Regions from separate parts of the Mus musculus genome. Here region 2 is linked to region 1. Evidence: chromatin contacts called from ENCODE Hi-C or POLR2A ChIA-PET data. All regions are on one chromosome and are shown on one strand. Each heading gives the region's core, a stretch centred on a gene start or an enhancer-like site at or near the end of the contact. The rest is flanking DNA. Distances are from core to core; before and after follow the strand shown. Region 1 holds the start of Mrps24 (mitochondrial ribosomal protein S24). Region 2 holds the start of Xbp1 (X-box binding protein 1).

What was found. Hi-C counts contacts between places; a loop is a spot of excess contacts on that map. ChIA-PET counts read pairs that join two places held with the same protein, here RNA polymerase II (POLR2A).
Region 2: a map of heart shows a loop between it and region 1 (2.3-fold over the local background). The contact joins the promoter of Xbp1 here to the promoter of Mrps24 in region 1. A Hi-C loop is called at or near these places in 1 of 37 maps with a recorded cell type or tissue (heart). POLR2A ChIA-PET finds 5 or more read pairs at or near these places in 4 of 5 experiments (Patski and embryonic stem cell).

Annotation. Positions count from the first base shown.
Region 1 is chr11:5,706,360-5,709,059 of GRCm38, forward strand. Mrps24 (mitochondrial ribosomal protein S24) reads right to left here and starts at 1,342. Exons shown (of 4, transcript NM_026080.3): 1 at 1,265-1,342; 2 at 1,128-1,196; 3 at 939-1,050. The coding sequence starts at 1,303.
Region 2 is chr11:5,519,233-5,521,946 of GRCm38, forward strand. Xbp1 (X-box binding protein 1) reads left to right here and starts at 1,409. Exons shown (of 6, transcript NM_001271730.1): 1 at 1,409-1,968; 2 at 2,691-2,714. The coding sequence starts at 1,763.

The sequences.
Region 1 (2,700 bases), core at 92-2,591:
GCTTGCTTGATCCCTGGGGCCCCATATGGTAGGAGAGGGCTGACTCAGACAAACTGAACACATCCATACATATACACACACAACATGCATACTGAAATGGAAATGAACAAGAAAAATACAAAATAGGAAGTAGGGGGAGAAAAAAAAAGCCTAAAAATACGGGTTCTGTGAGCCATGAAGACTGTAGCACATTCCTGCAGTTTTGTACTTGGGTGAACACCGCATTACATAGGGCACACTCTTCCAGGTCTAGGATCCTATGTAGACTTCACTACCGCATCGCCTCCGGGCTATTACACATCTGTAAATTATGGCTTGCCAAAAAAGCACTGTCAAACCTTGTTTGTAAGCATGCAAATACTGTTCTATGGAGGCTCAAATGAGACTTTAGCAAGAAATATTCAAATTCCTTTCAATATGCAAGAATTCCTTTCTTTCACCATCCTAATATGCCCATCACTCATATGTTCTGTTGTCGGTAACATGTACAGTGTGTGTGCAGGCTTGCTCCCTTGACAGACGCATGGAGAAGACCAGGGGTTAACAGCCAATGTTTTTCCTCTATCACTATTTGCTGCTCGTTTATTTTCTAGCAAAACAGCTGCTCTTCCAAGACTGGCTGGCCAGTGACCCCCAAGAACCAAATATCTCCTTCACCCTCACACCCCTTGAGCTGTGGCACCAAGTGCTCATTTAGGAGCTAGGCTGCACCCTCATGCTAGAGCGGCACAGCATTTAGCAATCTTTCCAGTCCCCTAACTAAATGTGACAGGGTCTCAGTAAGTAACCTTACCTGGCCTTAAACTCAAGATCGGCCTCCCGAGCGCGTTCGCCGTCACGCCCGGCCTCCCACCCAAAAGTTCGGCTCTTTGCCTTGAAGAGTACGTTCAAGAGTGACCCGTGCCACCAGGGTGGCAGTCCTTCCCAGGCGCCCTCACCTGTGTGCAGCGACAGCCAGCCCTTTCGGTGTGCGATGTAGTGCGGGGCGTGCGCCTCCTCGTAGCTCACCGGCTTGTTCCCCTTGGCCACGCGGACTCGCGCCGCCCGATTCTAGGAGCGAAGGTGCGGTCACGGGGAGACCCAGCCCAGCCGCCCTCGCGGCCCCCAGACCCGGCCGCCGCACTCACCTTGGCGCAGACCGCGGAGGTGTGCAGGGTGCGCCAGGCGCCAGGCAGCTCCCGGCTGCAGGCCAGCACCTGCGGAGAGGCGGGGAGTGAGCGGACACCGGATGGCGCCCCAGCCCTCCCGCCCGCGGCCCACTCACCCGCTGCCCTAGCCCGCGCACCGACGCGGACCACGCCATCTTGGGCCGGCGCGACCCGGGACGCGTCAGTGCGCAGCCGCAGGAAGGCGGGGCCTCAGAGCAGGAACTAACGGGAACACGGGCGGGGGCGGGGCGTGGCGAGGGAGAGGGCGTGGCGTGGGTCGGAGTGTGGGACGTCCTGCAATTTTCCTGATACTGTCAGCTAGTCCTTGGTCGGACCTGGTGTTGGGTTTTAAATGCGAAAATTTGGTGATATAAAACTGAGGTGTGGGGCTGGTGAGATGGCTCAGTGGGTTAGAGCACCCGACTGCTCTTCCGAAGGTCCAGAGTTCAAATCCCAGCAACCACATGGTGGCTCACAACCATCCCTAACGAGATCTGACTCCCTCTTCTGGAGTGTCTGAAGACAGCTACAATGTACTTACATATAATAAATAAATAAATCTTTAAAAAAAAAAAAAAAAAAAAAAAAAAAAAACAAAACTGAGGTGTAGCTGGACATGGTGGCGCACGCCTTTAATCCCCGCACTCGGGTGGCCGAGGCAGGTGGGTCTCTGAATTCCAGCCTAGTCCGGTCTACAAAGCGAGTTCCTGGAGAGTCTGAGTTACAGAGAGAAACCCGTTCTGGCAAAACAGAACAAACAAACAAAAGCCATGAAGTTTTTATCCTCATAGAGAGGTGGTAGAAACAGCTTCAATGTCCTCTAGAGAATTGAAGAGAAAACGCGCCGGCCCTCAGGCCCCGCTGTTCCGTGCTTGTGCTCCTACCTGAGACCGCGTACTCTCCAGGAATATCCAATATGACAGCGTCAGCCTCCTTTGGGCTGGGAATAGTCATTTGCCTTCATGCTGAGCAGATCCCAGAAAAGGGGTTGCTGGGTTGGCTCCTAATCATTTAAAGTAAAGAGGCAGTGTGTTGAGGGTCTATTTCTGCGGTGGAGCCACCCAAGGAAGAAAATTTTAAATGGCAAGGAAATTTATGAGGCTAGAGCAATGTCGTTGTAATTATTATTGAGTAATTATTAATGGCAAGGGGGGAATAGAATCGTGAAGAACTCACTCTACTAAAGAAAGCACATGGACTCTAGAGTCTGACTCTCATTATAACAAAATATTGAATGAAGGGATTTTTTGTTTTGCTTTGGTTTTTTGTTTTGGGGGACTGTTTTGTTTTGTTTGTTTTTGTTTTTGAGACAAGGGCTCTCTGTGTAACAAATTCTGGACTCAATTTATAGACCAGGCTGGCCTCAAAGTCACAAAGATCCACCTTTTCTGCCTCTGAAGTGCTGGGATGAGGGGTGTGCCACCACACCTGGCTGGGAACTCCTTCAAAGCATCCATGGGAGTGGACACTTACACTCTAATGTCAGTGCTTGGAAGGCAGAGGCAGATGGATCTTTTATCAGTTCAAGGTCTACATATGGAGCTCCAGGCTC
Region 2 (2,714 bases), core at 159-2,658, 190 kb before region 1:
GGCTTCATCCAGTAGCAGATGGAGACAGATGCAGAGACCCACAGCTAAGCATTGAGTTGAGCTGGGAGTCTTGTGGAAGAGATGGGAATAGAACTGAGCAGTGGAAGGGGGTCAAGGATGCCCCAAGGAGACATACAGAGTCAACTAACCTGGGACCATGGGGGCTCACAGAGCCTGGGCCACTGACAAGGAAACCTACAGGAGCTGAACTTATCCCCCCCACCCCCATCTGTAGCAAACGTGCAGCCTGGTCTGTATGTGGGTCCCCTAACAAGTGGAGTGGAGCTATCTTGGTCTCTGTTCCCTGCCATTGGATCCCCTCCGCCTCCCTGGACTGCCTGGTTGGGCCTCAATGGGAGATGTTGTACCTAGTCCTGCTGAGACTAGATGTCCCAGGGTAGGGTGGTATCAAAGAGGTATTCTCTAAGGAGAAGGGGAGGGAGCAATGGGGGGGGGGGATTTGTAAGGGTGGGACTAGGAAGAGGGGGCTATGATTGGGATATAAAGTGAATAAAAAATAAATTATTGGAAATAGGAAAAGGAAAAAAAATACTAATGTAGGGGTGGCTGTGTAGGTGAAAAACGCCCAGCACCCAGGTGAAAGGTTGGCAAGGCTGAGCCTGATCGTAACCCCAGTGGCAGAGAGCAGAGACAAGCAGACCATGGAGGTGTAATGGCCAGCCAGCATAGCCTCAGGGGCAAGCTTCAAGTGCACTGACTCTTATAAGGCGGAAAGCAATAGAAGAGTACACTCTCCCCCACCCCATCCCATCCCCTGAAACCTATTTCCACCCCCTCCTCACTCCCATTCCCTAATGAAAGGAATACTAAAGTCTGGAGGTATATATAGCTCAGTGGTATCTCTAGTTCCACAGTAAAGGGGAATAGTGGAGTGCTAGAGCATTAGGTTCTGGGGTCTGGCTCCAGCACAGCAAAACAAAGACAACAGTGATAAAAGCTCATACCAGAAGAGATCAGAAATAAGAAGAAAAACGAAACCACATGTATTCTCACTATGCAGACTTTATTTACTAATCCCTTACTACATGCTAGCCAAGGCTCTAGTGTTTTCTTTTAAAGTTATTAATTTATATCAATTAATTTATATGAAATAGGGTTTGATCTATAGCCCCAGCTGGCCTAGCTAGACCTCCCTATGTAGCCCAGGCTGCTCTCAAACTGGCAATAAAGTGCTGAGATTACAAGTGAGTACTACCCTGCTACATTTAGTTTTGCAATCATCTCATTTTCTAAAGACTCATTTTGTGAAAATTTCCCAGGTGTGTGTGTGTGTCCGCTAACCCTAAGCCGGATATGCCACCAGTTCAATTTTCTGCTGTACTGGGAAGTGGGGGGGGGGGGGGGACGGGACGGGGGACGTAGCGCCGGACATTAAAATGGGGTCGGGCTAGGGTAAAACCGTGAGACTCGGTCTGGAAATCTGGCCTGAGAGGACAGCCTGGCAATCCTCAGCCGGGGTGGGGACGTCTGCCGAAGATCCTTGGACTCCAGCAACCAGTGGTCGCCACCGTCCATCCACCCTAAGGCCCAGTTTGCACGGCGGAGAACAGCTGTGCAGCCACGCTGGACACTCACCCCGCCCGAGTTGAGCCCGCCCCCGGGACTACAGGACCAATAAGTGATGAATATACCCGCGCGTCACGGAGCACCGGCCAATCGCGGACGGCCACGACCCTAGAAAGGCTGGGCGCGGCAGGAGGCCACGGGGCGGTGGCGGCGCTGGCGTAGACGTTTCCTGGCTATGGTGGTGGTGGCAGCGGCGCCGAGCGCGGCCACGGCGGCCCCCAAAGTGCTACTCTTATCTGGCCAGCCCGCCTCCGGCGGCCGGGCGCTGCCGCTCATGGTACCCGGTCCGCGGGCAGCAGGGTCGGAGGCGAGCGGGACACCGCAGGCTCGCAAGCGGCAGCGGCTCACGCACCTGAGCCCGGAGGAGAAAGCGCTGCGGAGGTGGGCCCGGCGGGCAAGGCTGGGGCGCGGGGCGGCAGGACTGGGATTGGGACTCTCTCGTGTGTGCCAGCTGGTGGGCTCCGTACGGTGGGTTAGATTCACCTCTAGTGTCTAACCTGGGAAGCGGAGCTGAGGGGGATGCCCCTCCGAAGGTCTGCGTCGGGGGTGTGTGCAGGAGCTCCCGACACAGGCACAGAAGAAGGTGCCCGACGCCCAGTCCTCTGTAAATGCTCGCTCTTTGTGGTCGTAGGGTAGGAACCGCTCCAGCTGTCATTGCAGCCACTTGGGAACCCCACCCTGGGAACCGAGTCCACAGCGTCCGGCATCCCGAGAGTTTGGCTTGGGGAGGGACAGTTGGTAGCGTCCCCGCCGCCTTCACGGATATCGCTCTAGCAAGGAGCCTGTGGGACGGAATTGGACCCAGAAAGTAGCGGGGGAGGAGGGAAGAAGCATATGACGCAACGGGAATGTATCAGCCCGGTGGTAAAATGAGATCCGGGTGGACAGCCGCACGGGAGAGAATCAAGCAAGTCTTCAAGGCCTGTGGATAGAAAGCAGCGTGTGTATGCGTGTGCGTGTGCGTTTTGATAGGAGCTTTAAGCGTGTTTACTTGCTAAGCCTTATTCTGTAAAGTCAACGAAAGCACCAGCTGGCCACGTCTACAAATGAAGACACATGAAAGCTGGAGATGACTCAGTTATGTTCCCTGTCTCCTCCCCAAGGAAACTGAAAAACAGAGTAGCAGC